2 separate regions of the Homo sapiens genome follow, and region 1 is linked to region 2. Evidence: read pairs that join two places in POLR2A ChIA-PET (ENCODE). Cell type or tissue: IMR-90. All regions are shown on one strand.

Region 1 (8,000 bases), 330 kb before region 2:
TATGCAGATTTGTTTCTTTGGTACTTCACTAGTTTTTTTCCTCTTTCTTTCTCTCTTTCTCTTTTTTCCTTCCTTCTTTCTCTTTCTTTCTTTCTTTTTCTTTCCTTCCTCACTCACTCCCTCCCTCCCTCCCTCCCTCCTTTCTTTCTTTCTTTCAGCGTTTTGCTCTGTCACCCAGGCTAGAGTGCAGTGGCATGGTCATAGCTCACTGCAGCCTCCAACTCCTGGACTCAAGTGATCCTCCTGCCTCAGCCTCCCCAAGTCCCTATGACTATAGATATGTGCCACCATGCCTGGCTATTTTTTTTTAATTGTAGAGATGGGGTCTCACTATGTTGCCCAGGCTTGTCTTGAAATCCCGGCCTCCAGCAGTCCTCCCACCTCAGCCTCCCAAAGTGCTGGGATTATAGACATGAAACACTGTGCCCAGCCAACAAGTGGTAGTTTCTTAAATGTTAGTGGCAATGTGATATCTGACATCTTATCAATGACCTTTTTGTACACTAAAATTCATTAGTCTATTTTGCACTTTGAGTGCATCTTTTACCCATGCTTAGTGTAATGTTCTGATCATTTGGAAAATATAGGTTCACCAAGTTATGCAGGTCTTCAAAATGTTGACTCATTTCATTATACAATATCATAAAATCACATTTCTTAATGTCTCTACTGATCTCAAGCATTAGGAAGCTGTCAGGCTCATGGTGGCTGATACAACTTTTTCAAAATTCTAATTTTCACTTGAAAGCTCTATTTTTATCATTGGTGACAAATACTGTTATTTTCCTTGAAGTGACAGGCTCACTTTGTCACTTTGTCCATTTTTGAGAAAATGCCTGCCAAATACCCAAGTTGGAATAACTACAATTTGTTGGTCATTCTTTCAAGTAAGAATGGTGCTCCGTGGCATGAGCGGCTAGTTCAGCTGGCAACTCTGTCACATGACTGCTTTCCTCAAGACAGCTGTTGTACTTCCGTCAGCAGCAGAAATGTTGTAGGCTAACTGTCCATTTCACTGTGCCACATACATAAGTGACATGTGGTTGAGTCAATATTTAATATAAATTACTTTTTACCACTTCATCAAGGGCATTAATTTTTTTTGTTTGCTTGCTTTCGTTTTAATCGTGAGGGTGAGCTGGCGAACAATTGATGATGCCAAGTATGGTTTGCTGCCACTATGTTAATTCTCGCCAAGGTGCCAGCAGTTTCTTCCACTGTTGCTTTCTATACCCTTAGTGCAAGTGTTAACACTGAAAAAGGCAAACGACATCTTAGTATTACTATGAAAATATGTTACCTCTGTGGAGGCTCCCTCACTGAAAGGATCTTGGCAGTTGAGCTTGGAGAATGGCTGCCCTAGGCTAAATAGAATATGCCTGATGAGAGGGTAGCAGGTCCATCAGCTCTCTGTTAGTGTAGATGGTTTCATTGAAAGGCATATACCTCTAGGAATATAGCCCTATTTGCTTCAGTTGTTAGCCTCAATGCTGCAGTTGTGATCAACTAAAATCTCCAAGCTTCTTTTATGGGAGCTACTATCAAGGAAGACGTCTTGCGTGGGGCAAAAAAATTTTTTGTGGAGGACAAAGTGAGTCGTCCTGGTAGTGCACTGTAGAATGGGTAGAGACGGAATGAAAGTGGAGTAAAGGCCGTGGGGCAGGGCTGCAAGGAAGGCCTTCGAGATTTGTTTCCATCCAGGGATGTTTTTGGAAGCTACGTGGTGGGGGTTAGGAAGGGAACCCAAACAAGAAATGGAAGGCAATGGGACAGGCTAAATATTCAAGATTTGTGTTTCCAAAAAAAGAATGCGGGGATAGTTAGAAATGGCAGCTGAGAGAGGTGTGACCATGGGACATTGGGTAGTACTAGTGGAGGGAGGATAGAGAGACGGATGTGCCACCCACAGATGCCTGGAGGTGACAGGGGGCCAGTCTTCTTTCCAGAAGGTAATGATGATACAGTCAAAAAGTCGTGAATATTTGAAGTCATCTGTGCCTGATAACAAGTCTTTTCTCACTGCCCCGGAGAAAAAAGTTCTCTAACATTCCAAAAGCCTCCTCATTCCACTGGGCCCAGAGTTAGCAGTAGAAATTAGTGCAATTAATTAGAATTTGGAACTCCTGACTCGCAGGATGGGTGTGTGTTTGAGAGATGTTTATGAAAGATGGTGTTTATCCAAAGGATTTCCTTTTCTTTTAAGTTTCAAGGCTGGAGGCTTAAGCATCTTTGATCCAAAGGAAGGAGGTCTAGCAGTTGTTATAAGCCCCAAATCTTTGCTTAAGTCCTCTATAGGATTAGAGGCACCAGGGCAAGGCAGAACAGAGTGAGGTGGATGTTCTGTAACCCCAGTCCAGGGGAGATTTAAGGAAGATGAGAGTCTTAAAGATGGACAGTCTCTGAGTAGAGACTGGAGAATATTCTTCCTTCCCTGCATCTAGTTAGTAGCCCTGCTGCCCCTTTGCTACAATTCTTTCTGTTCTTATTAGCCACATTTCACGTGGAAAAGCCAGTAAAATGCAAATAATAATAATGATGATAATAAAATAGCAGGAGGCAAGTATTTCAAAGACGGAATTTCTTGCCTTCACACATTGTTAGGGGGCAAAGAACAGGTGGGTTTTTTATTTGAATTAGCTGCTGCTTGTTCATTCATCCCTTGGCAGAGCAGGATGCTGGTAGAGATCTGCCCATTGTTATAAGCCAGCCCATCGTAGGAAGGAAGGAACACACAAGGCAATTCATTGTTGTTCTCCAGGAGAAGTAAGAAATCCAGACGTTGGGAAGCTGAGGGGCAGGCCCCTGGAGTAAGTGAAAGGAGGAGGTAGAAGAAGAGGAAGGCCTCTGGTTGGGGGCGGGGTAGTGACAAGGGCATGGTTTTCATTCCCCCGGTCCTAACCCACGCCCTGGGGAAACAGAGCCACAGGGAGGGAAGTGATGAATGAAGTTGCAGCCATTTCTCCTAAGAACTCGGCCTAGGATTTGTGGGCACAAGCCCAGGAGTGCTGCGTATTTGCTCCTGTCCCAAGCCACAGCTGTTGACCCCTTGGTTCCTCACTCTAAATGCTGCTGGGGGACCCCAGCTTTACCTAGTAAGAACCATCATTAGGAAGGTAGAGTTTACAGGGCATGTTCACACATACCTGTGTTTGATTCTCTCCAAAGCCCTGCAAGATCAGCATTAGCACTGACCCAAATTATAGAGGAGTAGAGGAGGAGAATAGGCCACCGCTTCGATGAGCCTGTCAGGCACTGTGCTGGCTCTCAAGGCACAGCACTGTGACCTTGCCAACCATACCGTAAAGTGGAAATGATTTTCTCATTTTACTCGGGAGGCAGCTGAGGCTCAGAGGCGATAAAATGACGTGACCAGGGTCATAGCGATAATAAAAGATGGAGGCGAGGAAAAAGCCAGATCCTTCGGACTCTGTGGTCTGCCTGTGGGAAGAGCAATTTTCCTGAGCGGGTTTGGGCTGATTGTTCTTACTTCTCTGCAACAAGAGAGGGTAGAAGCTTACTGTGTGGTTTTGTCCACAGTGCCTTAGGGAGCTAGCCTGGTTATGTATCTCAGGCTCGCTCCCCTCCCTCTCCACCCCCGGCCTTCCTCTTTCCTCTTTCCACCTTTGCAAAAAAGAGCAAGATGTCCAGGCTCCTGAGGTCTCAGCTTGCAGAGCTGGTCATTAGCCCTTTGTGTCCTGCTAACCACCTTTCATCTCCTCTACCTGCTGGTGTCCGCTTTCCCTATTAGCATCTCTCGGCTCTTTGCAGAGCCCTCGGCCTCTTTGTGGCCAGCTTGGGTTGTTTGTCAGATGATGGCTGAGAGATGCACACTCAGGGGAGGGTGGCTCTGACCAGGAGCGCTCACATTTTCCATGCCAGGTGCCAGGCATCTCTCTCCTCTCCCACCCCAGGGGCAGCCAGGTTTAGGTCACCTGGCATGGAGGCAGACAGTTGATAGCCCGGTCCCTAAATTTGGGGCCTTTGAAGCCCTGGTGTTGCCTTTCAGTTCCCCTCCAAGGGTGAAATGGGAACTGGCTCACCGGCAACTTTTATGCCTAAGCAAGAAGCCTGCTGAGGAATTCCTGGTCTCCAGAAGCTCACCCTCAGGCCCAGGATTCTCTGGTCCAACAGCCTCCACTGTTGGTCGGTCAAACAAACGCCCTGGGATTCCCAGGAACATCCTGCTGCCTTCATCGTCCGCATACTAAATCATCAATCCAACGAGGCAGCCACTCGCCACACAGGGCCATTTAAGGTTACATTAAATTGATATTTATAGTATATAATATAAATTTCTATTAATAAAAATTAAATAAAAAATAACACTTTAGCCACCATTCTTATTTTTTATTGTCAGTAGAATTTTTTTTTTTTTTTTTTTTTTGAGAAAGGGTCTTGTTTCGTCACCCAGGCTGGAGTGCAATGGCACAATCTCTGCTCATTGCAGCCTTAACCTTCCAGGCTCAGGCAATCCTCCCACCTCAGCCCCACAAAGTGCTAGGATTACAGGCATGAGCCACCCGTGCCTGGCCAATTTTAGCCACCTTTCAAGTGCTCCATAGTCACACATGGCAAGTGGCTACTGTACTGGACAGCGCAGATAGAGAACATTTCCATATGCAGAACATTCTTTTGGACAGCACTGATCTATACAGCCAGAAATTCCAGTATCTTACAGACCATCTCTTCCTGCTACGAAGCCTTGAAGCTCCCTTGACCTTTCAAGTGAATTCATTTGAGTTCCCAAAATGCCACGGCCTGTTGGGACTGGAGGCCACCAGGCAAAGGATGCCTCCGAAGAGGTGTCCCCTGTAAAATTCACCATCACCATGGCCAGGCATGGTGGCTCATGCCTGTAATCCCAGCACTTTGGGAGGCTGAAGTGGGAGGATCACTTGATCCTGGAAGGTTGAGGCTACAGTGAGCTGAGATTGTGCCATTGCACTCTAGTCTGGGTGACAAAACAAGACCCTATCTCAAGAAAAAAAAAAAAAAAAAACTAATAAAAAATAAGAAAGGTGGCTAAAATTTTTATTTTATTTTTATTAACAGAAATTTATATGTGATATAATATAAACATCAATTTAATGTAACTTTAAATGGCCCTGTGTGGTGAGTGGCTGCTTTGTTGGATAGATGATTTAGTATGAGGATGATGAAGGCAGCAAGATGTTTCAGGGAAGCCCAGGGCGTTTGTTTGGCCGACCAACAGCAGAGGCTGTTGGAGCAGAGAATCCTGGGCCTGAGGGTGAGCTTCTGAGATGAACAATGGTGCTTACTTTTCTACACAGTGGAGAATGCAAGACCTGGGAGATTCATGGTGTGTGTAAATGTCAAGGCTTCATTCCATTTGCAAAGGATGGAACTTGGTGATATGGCTTGGCCGTGTCCCCACCCAGATCTTATCTTGAATTGTAGTTCCCATAATCCCCTTGTCTCATGGGAGGGACCTGGTAGGAGGTAATTGAATCATGGGGGCGGTTACTCTCATGCCATTCTCATCATGATAGTAAGTGAGATCTCATAAGATCAGATGGTTTTATAAGGGGCTTTTCTCCCTTTGCTCGGCACTTCTCTCTCCTGCCACCTTGTGAAGAAGGATGTGTTTGCTTCCGCTTCCACCATGATTGTAAGTTTCCTGAGGCCTTCCTAGCCATGTGGAACCGTGAGGCAATTAAACCTCTTTCCTTTAGGCCAGGTGCAGTGGCTCATGCCTGTAATCCCAGCACTTTGGGAGGCCAGGGCGGGCGGATCATGAGGTCAGGAGATTGAGACCATACTGGCTAACATGGTGAACCATCGTCTCTACTAAAAATACAAAAAATTAGCCGGGCGTGGTGGCGGGCGCCTGTCGTCGAAGCTACTCAGGAGGCTGAGGCAGGAGAATGGCGTGAACCCAGGAGGCGGAGCTTGCAGTGAGCAGAGATCGTGCCACTGCACTCCAGCCTGGGTGACAGAGCGAGACTCCGTCTCAAAAAAAAAAAAAACCTCTTTCCTTTATAAATTACCCAGTCTTGGGGATTTCTTCATAGTAGCATGAGAATGGACTAACACACTTGGTGTCCATTGGATTCATTTCAGCCATCAGCTTTGGCAGCCCAATGTGGCTGCTGGATGTGGAGTCCAGGGCTGGCAGAGGGAGGAAGGTGTAGGGCTGGGAGAATCACAGCTGGGGGTGGATTCTTCTAGACCTGCCCTACCCTGGGCTGAGGGTGAGAAATGCCTCTGAGAGCTGCAGAGAGAAGGGAAAATGATTTGTGTTTGTTTTTGCCTTTCTGTAGTACAGAGAGAAGGAGCACTTTGGGGAAAGAGGTTTAACCAGAAGCAGTTTCTTTTGGGAACAGGGGCAGTTCTTTACTCCCTGCCAGTTCCTGCAGGCAGGCAGCATGCCGGCCTGGCCTGCCGCCTCAACCCCTACCTGTCATGTGCTTGGCAAGTCTGACTCAAGTCCTTTTTTCCACTGCCTACCCCACCCGTCAAATTGCAGTTGCAACCTCTCATTTTTCTGCTGCCTAGATGATTAAAAAGCATGACTTAGTGGAAAAATGTTGACCTCCTTGGGGTCAGCCTCTGAAGCAGCTGTCAGAGATAAGATTGTGCTGGCAAATTACTCAGCAGCACTTTGCAAGGCTTTCTGTCTGTCTGTAAGGAAACCAGAAGCTGTTGGTTCTGGGTACTTTTTGTGTTTGGAGAGAGCTACAATTTTGAGGCCCAAATGGGTATAATCTGATAATAAAATAAGATCTCTGATGGAAGGGTTCGATTATTGTAGTAATTTTTAAAAATACAATTAATAGGCTTTGTAAACAAACAAACAAAAAAATTTAAACAGTGCTTGCTTCGAGCAATTCAGGGAGCAAAGTCCTCTGGCAGCTAAGCAGTATCAGAAGTTCAATTCTCAGACCTCTTGCAAGGTCTTAAAAGACTTAATTGTGGAGCTCTCGGTATGAATGGCGCTGTTTGGAATTATTTTAATTACTGTGTTCATATGACTCCCTCTTGCTTGGAGATTGGATGCTTACTGTAGTTCTTTTGAAACTGCTCCAAAGAGGACATTATAGTTTCAATTTTGCTTATGTCCTCAAAGTATTTTATCATCTTTATATTTGCCAAGAACTTGTACCCATCTAGTGAGACAAGAAGGTCACCTCATGTCTCAAAAGGAGAAACTGAGGTGTTTGGGGTTGAGAGGACTTGACCGGAGTTATACAATGGTGGTCAAGGACATAGTGAGCACCTGGGTTGTGTGGCTTAACCCATGCTATCAAGTGAACGCTTCATTTGAAGTCCTACAGGTCTGAGTTTGGATCCCAGTTCAGCTGCTTCCCAGGTGCGTGGCTTTGAGCAAGTCACATACCGTCTCTGTGCTTCAGGTTTCTTATCCACAAAATAGGGTTACAGTAGTCCCCGTTATCTCTGGGGGATACGTTCCAGGACACACAGTGGTTGCCTGAAACCACAGATAATACCAAACCCACATATGCTATGTTTTATCCTATACATCCATACCTGTGATAAAGGTTAATTTATAAATTAGACTCAATGTGAGATTAACAATGATAGCTAACAATAAAATAGAACAATTATAACACTATACTGCAACAAAAGCTATGTGAATGTGGTCTCTCTCTGTCTCTGTCTCTGTCTCACAATATCTTATTGTACCGTACCTACCTATCTTGGGATTGCAGTTGACCGTGGGTAACTGAAACCAAGAAAAGCAAAACTGTGGATAAGTTGGGGGGTGGTAACTAGAATTATTGTGAGGTTTGAGATTCTGCTCAGGAAAAATTTCATCCATCATCATCATCATTAGATTTTTTTCCTTATTTTAATGAAAGACCTGTTTCCAGCTTGAAGTGAAATCCAATGCTTCCCACCCCTCTCCTCCTCTTCGTCCTCTTCCTCCTCTCTTCCTCCTCCTCCTCCCCCTCCCCCCCTCCTCCTTTTGCTGGGCCTGCCCTGCTTGTCATGCCTTTTGCTTTTCCTTGGCTTAGGCT
Region 2 (8,000 bases):
CTGAATATATATTTTTGTTTGACTTTATAAATACTCCAAGCCTGGTGAGTAAATCGTTCCCTTCTTAGTATTCTAAGAGAGTTTATTATCTTCCTAAGCAGTTTACTACTTGTTCTAAGATAAAATAAGACCTGTTGGCTTTAGCATCATCATAGTTACCCCAAAATAGTATCTTATGGTTGGGAGTAGGTGGTGAGAAGGTGAGGGATGCTTTGCTGGAAGGCCCTGTGCTCTCTGTCAGATCAGAGGTTAGGTAATCTGATGATGGTGGGGTTACAAGGGGATGGAGGTGATTAATCAGAGTTTGGAATAGTTGTTGTGGTAAATGAGAAAAGGAAGCTGACCAAAACCAAGTTAAGAGCATTGCTGAGCTCTCAAACCTCAGACTACAGAGCCAGTCTGGGCTCTTGCCTCTACTTAAGTTCCATCCAAAGTGGTGACTTGACATGCCTCACAGTGGCCCACTCCTTCCCACCACCTGCAGTACTCCCATCTCTTCTGCCTTTGATTAGATACCCCTGTTCCTTTATGCCTATCTCAGGAAGATCATTTCTTGATCTCTTCAGCTGGAAGTCCTGTCAGTCCCCCTCCAGTCTTCTACAACAGTTGAACCCATCTTAAGACTCACACAGTTTCTGGGTGATTAGGAAATTAGTATGTTGAAGAGACACCTGCACTTCCATGTTAATTGCAGCCCTACTAATAATAGCCAGGATATGTAGTCCACCTAAGTGTTCATAATCAGATGAATGGATAAAGAAAATTTGGTGTGTAAGTATATACAATGGCGTTCTATTCAGCCATAAAAAGAATGAAATCTCATCATTCCCAGCAACATGGATGACCCTGGAGCACATAATGTTGAGTAAAATAAACCAGGCACAGAAAGATAAATTCTGCATGGTCTCACTTATATGTGGAAGCTTTAAAAGTTGATCTCATAGGAGTAGAGAGTAGAATAGTGGTTACTAGAGGCTGGAAAAGTGAAGGGAAATAGCCAAAGGTTGGTTAATGGATACAACAGCACAGCTAGATAGGAAGAATAAATTATAGTGTTCTATAACACTGTGGGGTGACTATAATTTACAGTAATTGATTGTATACTTGTAAATAGCCAAAAGAGCAGCTTTTCAGTGTTCTCAACACAGGAAGTAAGTGTTTGAGGTAATGGATATGCCAGTTACTGATCTGATCATTACACATTGCATACATATCTTAAAATAGCACACTACCTCATAAATAGGTACAATTATTTGTCAATTAAAAATACTAAAAAGCAAGAATAATCACTTAATTAGAAAATATATTTTTTCCTCTATACTAGAGTGTAAGCTCCTTTGGGTCAAGGAGCTTCTAAAACCAAAGTAAAAGCATTGAATCAGTCAGTCTCTGTTTCTCCTTTTCCCCCTTTCCCCCTCTCCTCACCCCTGCCCCTGCCCCCCTCCCATGGCAATGGTGCTAAATTGTTCAATAAATATTGAATGAATATATTAATGAATGTAACAGATATACTTCAATCAAATTGTATATGAGATCAGTGAACTTCTACAGGAATATATTTGTCAGAATTCTTTATGAGGCTAATAACCCACAGGCACCACCTTGAAGAATATTATTTTATGAGGATATATAACTCCTCTTCACAATGGCAGTGATTGTATTTGTAGGTGATTATCCTAACTTGGTGGCTCAGGATATTTTGTATTTGGCTTATTTGCTCTCTCCTAGCTGTAAGGAGCTTATGCCAAGCACAATCTCTGTTGTCCAACTTTGCTTATTATGCAGCTTTTACAGCAACTTTTCTAATAGTTTGGATGTAAATGCCATAATGTATCATAAGCCCAGATTCCTTTTAAAAATTTCATCCCCATAGCCTTCCTTTTAAATTTTATTTTAGTTTATTTCTCACTCACTGACTCACCGTGCTATGTTGAGGGAACTTTGTGTACCAAGTGCAACATCATATTCTATTGGCCCTATAACGTTTGGCTAGGAGAGGAAAACTCAGGATGAAAACATCAAAGAGGCAGCAATTACAGAAAATGGGAATGTTAGATGTCACAGAGTATGATGGAATATGCCTGAGAATTCTCACCTTTTATGCAGCCTTAAGTTCCATTGGCTAATAGCTTGTAACATTTACATAAATTGAAGCAGATTGCTATTCTTTTATAAAGGTCATCCTCTTTTATGACTTCAGAACTTTTAATAATTCAGATCTTTGTATTCTGCTGACCATTTTTCTGCACTATAAACCAGTTCATTTTATTTTATACTCTAATTAGCTCTTTATTTAAAGTGTTTTTATTTAAAGTGTTGGCACACAAGTTTAAGATAAGCTAAATTAGCCAACACATATAACTAGCTATTGGGTATTAATCAAAAGGATGATAGTATGGCTTACTGTTAAAATAAAACTCAGTATTTAGATCTTAATTTGCAATTTGAGGAGCTAAACCAGAAGTTTCTCAGATGCATCTATTGCCTCTTTTGCTATCTTGGGAATAGAGATAGGTAGCAATTACAAGTCAAATTTCATTTCTGTAAACTTTAAGATCATGGGTTTCGTTGTTTCATTAAAGTGCCATCCAAAAATAGTGTTCTACATCACCACAATAGCAGTGTTGTCCTCTGGCTGCCATTGTCCTTACCCAAGGCCTAAAAAGCACATACTTGATTTTTTTTTCTGTTTCAGTATTTTAGTCCATCCACTTGTAAACAGATTTCCCACCACAACCCCCAATGCAGTTTCTGTCTGGCAAGATAATGCTGAAACATCATACTCTCACCTTGGGGAAGGGTGGTTGGAAAAGATAAAACCCTTAGCTTCCAGGTCCATCTGCTGAAATTGTCCGAATTTGGCCAGTGTATTATATTAAGTGATAGCAAATGGAGAGAAAAGAAGAAAATGAATCTTGACGAGTGAGCTGCCATCATTTCTGTGGCAGTCTTTACCAATACTGTTAAATTTCTACCCATTGGATTTTTCAGGCTTCTAATTATTGGTATGTATATTATATGTGGTGTTTGTGTAGCCACTCAGGATTTTAAATTTGCTTTGGTTTGGTTTTTTTCATGTTGAATTAGGTGGGAATGTTTGAAATAAACAAGAAGATAAGGGAAGGGCTCTTTTCTTTCCTTTTAAGTTCCAGGATACATATGCAGAACGTGCAGGTTTGTTACTTAGGGATACGTGTGCCAAAGTGGTTTGCCGCACCTGTTGACCCTTCCTCTAACTTCCCTCCCCTCGCCCCCCACCTCTCAGCAGGCCCTGGTGTGTGTTGTTCCCCTCCCTGTGTCCATGTGTTCTCATTGTTCAACTCCCACCTATGAGTGAGAACATGCAGTGTTTGTTTTTATTTCTATTTGTGGCCATCTTCTTGGATCCCGTCAGCCAAACTGGTCTTTTCTTTTTCTGAATCCGTGTAGCAGTTTAACTGTATGTCTATTAAGATTCCTCAGTGTTGTAGTTACATGCGTGAACCTCTCTTCTCTACCCTGTTAGCCTGTTGACTACCCTGTTCTTGCTTCCTTTTTTTACCCGCACTCAATGCATCTAGCCAAAAATAGCTTTGTTGTTGTTGCAGTTGTTCTTAACTGTTCTGGCTGGCTGAATCACATTTAGAATGGCTTTAATAATAAGGAAGGCTTCTTGTTGACTTTAATGAATTCATTCAAGATATAATGTGTATGGTAGGTACAGATGTCACAGTCTTAAAGAGGGTTAAAGAATATCACTGCTTTGTATGGTATAGAGCTTGATGGTGTATGGCCACACTCTGACAATATCCTGGAAGGTTCTCTGGATTTCTTGCTGTAATTCTTTCTAGTTTATTGTCTGTGTATAATTAGACAGTGCTTTCTAAGTAGCAAAACTTGGTTGTAGATACTGATGCAGCTTAGCAAAAAATGTTCTATGATGGCAGTTAGTCCAACTTTTATCTTCTTCAGGGCCATCAGGCCTCTGTAATAATTAGAATCCATAAAAACTGGCTATATTCTAGACTAATATAAAAGTTTTATGTTCTTCAGTGATGTCTCAAGCACATCATAAAGCATCAGTGATCTTTCCAACAATGTTCCTTTGTGCCGGTGATTTGGGTGATCGGAAAAGTTTGCCAGTGGAAGAACCACTTGCTGCCCTGATAAGGAACCAATATTACTATATTTCAAAAAAAAAAAAAAAAAAAAACCCTCTAGGCTTACCTAAAGGACATGAGTAGAGGTAAGGTTTTATATATCAGAGTGATGTTGTAGCCAAGTTACAGTCTCTATGGGGTAAATGAGAAATAATCTTGATCATCACGATGATGGGCTCATTTTTCAAACTACCTCTGTGTTGACCATGCTATCTGCCTTATTGCCTTCATTAAAACATAGCTGTCTCCTGACTCCATGCCTCTTCCTTGTTTCCCTCTCAAGCGCTGTTCATTTTCTCATATCTCACTACCATATAATGTTCTTAATTTACCTCTGATTTATCCATCCTCGGTAAAAAAAAATACCGAGTCAAAAAACATTTTTTTGAGCCTTTTGTCATCTAAATATAGCAACTTTTACCTCTCTCAGAAATCAGTCAACCCTTCACTACATCCTCTGCCTCAGCCTTCATTTCACTGGAGAGGGGAGACTTAGCACCTGGCTCAGTCTTCCATTCCCTCTCTAGTCTAGCCACATTCTTAGGTAAGTTCACCGTCTGCATGATAACTCATGCCAGTTCCATGATCTCCTCATTATTCACACTACTTCATAGTTTGGATCTTGTCTTCAGGAATTGCTCCACCTGTTAAACGTTAAATTGCAACATCTCACTCTCTAGGCTGTTTTTACTCTCATTAAGATCTCTCTTCCCTTAATACCCTTATGCTTTTTCCCTATCCATAATCATCCTTCTGTGTTCATGCTTTTCTCTCTTATCGGTTATACTCTGTGGTCCATTGTTTAAACCAAACTCTTGCTAGTATTTGAACACCTTATCCCTGTTGCTCTTGGGTGGCACACAGTCAGCAGAAGTGCATTCCTGGGTCTTGCCTGCTGCTTGCCTTCTCTATACCTGTACTAGCATTTAGCTCTGCTGGAGAAAATCCCCTAAACCATGCAGATTACTGCCAAATAAACTCTTGGTTGCTGTATTAATTTTCTAGGGCTGCTGTAACAAATTATCATAAACTAGGTTGCTTAAAACAGTAGGAATGGCCGGGCGTGGTGGCTCACGCCTGTAATTTGGGAAGCTGAGGCAGGCAGATCACGAGGTCCGGAGATCGAGACCATCCTGGCTAACACGTGAAACCCCATCTCTACTAAAAAAATACAAAAAAATTAGCCAGACGTGATGGTGGGCACCTGTAGTCCCAGCTACTCCAGAGGCTGAGGCAGGGGAATGGCGTCAACCCGGGAGGCGGAGCTTGCGAAGCCGAGATCGCGCCACTGCACTCCAGCCTGGGTGACAGAGCAAGACTCCGTCTCAAAAAAAAAAAAAAAAAAAAACCCAGTAGGAATTTATTCTCTCACAGTCTGTAAGCTAGAAACCTGAAATCAAGGTATTGGCAGAGCCACGCTCCCTCTGAAGGCTTTGGGGAAGAGTCCTTCCTTGCCTCTTCTTGGTTGCCATCAGTCTTAGGCATTCCTTGATTTATGGCAGCATGACTCCAGTCTTTATATGGCCTCCATCTTTGTATGGCCTTCTGCCCTGTGACTTCCCACTTCTTTTAAGGATACCACTCATGATACTCACCATAATCCACTATAACATCATTGTGACTTAACTAATTATTTAGAAATAGGTTCTTTGCAGATGTAAAGTCACATTCTGGGGTTCCAGTAAACATTAAATTGGGAGACACTCTTCAACACAGTACGGTTGCTGACTTCAATGCTGGCTGACCATTTTTCTGTTTCCCTAGTCAACCATTCCATTCTCTGCAGTAGCAATTTCAAGCCTCCTCTGCCCATCCTCAACATCTTGTCCCTGTGTCTCTTATCTTTAAGCTCTAACTTACCAATCCTTCCTTATTGTCAGCATTTAATATTGTTCAAATGTCTTTAGTCTTTAAAAAGGAAAAAAAGACTTAAAAAAAACCATGCAACTACACGGACACTTTTTATAACCCCCTCACCATGCACCCCTACTCCAAGCTTCTACACTACATCTTTCTTTGCTTCAGATATAAACTTCTTGGAAGAGCTGTTGATGAACTGTCATCACACCCTTATTCCCTAATAACTTCAAAACTTTTTGTGATCAGTCTTCTACCTCTTAGATTCCGCTAAACCTGAACACTCTCAAGTGACCACCTTGTGGTAAATCCCAGACCTTGTCCTTTCTTGCTCTGTCACTAACACTTGATCCTAATGGACACCCCCTTCCTCTAGAAACATTCTCTGCCTTGAGACCAGCTTAGGGAGAACTAGTGAAAAGGACAGAAGTAGAAGACTTCTGAGATCTCTTTTAATTCTAATATTTGATAATTTTCTGAGATTTCAAGAATCTTCTGTTCTCTTTTTTAATAGAACTTCTAGGCAATTTGTGGTTATTTAAACATGGTAGTTTTTTTTTTATGATGTTGAGACTGCGGGACGCAACATCTTTCTCATGCGGTTACTGTAATTTCAAAGGGATTATTTTTGGTAACTATTTGTTATTGTTAAATTTCTCAGAAATAGAAAAGCACTCTAGGGAAACTTTAAATAGACATGAGCGCTACTGAATTTAAAATCCTAAGATCTGAAGATACAGACTTTGATGCATTAAACTAGTCTTTTGAAGTTCTGAAGTCTGACAAGTCCTCTTGTAACATTATAAGGATTTTATGTTTATAAAAATAGGCTTATTATCTAATTTGATTTTTCAAAGACAACAGGATGGTGAAGTTGTAATATAAGAGAAAGAAGAAACTGAACATTGTAAAAGTTAAGCAAAACTTGAATTGTTTATAATTTCCTCTTTCCTAACAATATCTTTAGTATGAATAACTCATTTGTTTATGGTACCTTTTTTTTTTAAGAGCTGTCCTCTTAGACAAATAGTTGAACTCTATTGGAAGTAGAACAATTTGATTTTTATCCAAGATCAATGATTAAAAGATAATTGACCAGTCTTTAAGTGTTGTAGTAATTCCAAATGTCCCCAAGTCTTCCTAGCCTAAAGATACAGATGAGATTATAATAATACCAAAAAGTCCTATCTGGAAGCCTTCTTCAGCCTAGCTGCCAAACTTCAGCATCTCTCCCCAAATGTCCAACAATAATTTCCAAGTATTTCTGTCTCCTGAGCTCTGACCCTCTGGTAGAAGCCTTCCTTGCAAAATCCATGTGAGGAAGCCACCTTGATCAGGTCACCTCATAGCTGGCTGTATAGGCCAGAAACATTGCTTCGCTGCCTAGGGCATGGCTCTGTGTGCTCCTGACGTTTTCAACCCTCCAAGGGCCAAGTGGTTCTGGCCTCTCTCTGTCCTGAAGGAGATCCCTCCTGGGAAGCACTTCTTCACCTCCTTCAGCTTTTAATTCAAATCTTCTTTCTCTAGGACTCAGACCATATCCTTGGGGATAAACACCTTGCTCTCCTCTCCTGTCCTTTTTACCAGTTTCTGCTCATGTGGCTGTGCCCCCAAACATCCTTTTCAGAGGCTTCTTCCTCACTGCCATATCATTCATGCACATACATGGGGATGAGGAGAGTGGATGAAAATTTATACTGCAGATATTGTTAGAGCAGTTAGGAGCCAGAATTCCTAACCAGACTCTGAGGCCTCAAACTCTCCTCTTCTCTTTGTGCCTTAGTTTTGTTTTTGTTATTTTTGTTGTTGTTGTTTTGTTTTTTTGTTTTTTTGAGACAGAATTTCACTATTGTTGCCCAGGCTGGAGTACAGCCAGCCTGTACTGATGGCACGATCTCAGCTCACTGCAACCTCCGTCTCCCGGGTTCAAACAATTCTCCTGCCTCAGCCTCCCAAGTAGCTGGGATTACAGGCACGTGCCACCACACCTGGCTAATTTTGTAT

The links. Peaks named below come from ENCODE experiments on the same cell type or tissue, not always from the same donor. Only the 100,000 strongest peaks of a DNase experiment are listed, where the experiment ranks them.
Region 1: POLR2A ChIA-PET joins it to region 2 with 18 read pairs; 2 of 35 experiments call an interaction of 5 or more read pairs at or near these places.

Annotation. Positions count from the first base shown.
Region 1 is chr2:30,246,689-30,254,688 of GRCh38, forward strand. The region is part of intron 2 of LBH (LBH regulator of Wnt signaling pathway); the gene reads left to right. Among named protein-coding and RNA genes, the nearest start is that of LBH, 19 kb to the left of the region's middle. In IMR-90, no CTCF peak of the experiment used is centred here; a DNase peak (open chromatin) is centred at 6,523; H3K27ac peaks cover 5,053 bases.
Region 2 is chr2:30,580,776-30,588,775 of GRCh38, forward strand. The region is part of intron 5 of LCLAT1 (lysocardiolipin acyltransferase 1); the gene reads left to right. Among named protein-coding and RNA genes, the nearest start is that of LCLAT1, 140 kb to the left of the region's middle. In IMR-90, no CTCF peak of the experiment used is centred here; no DNase peak of the experiment used is centred here.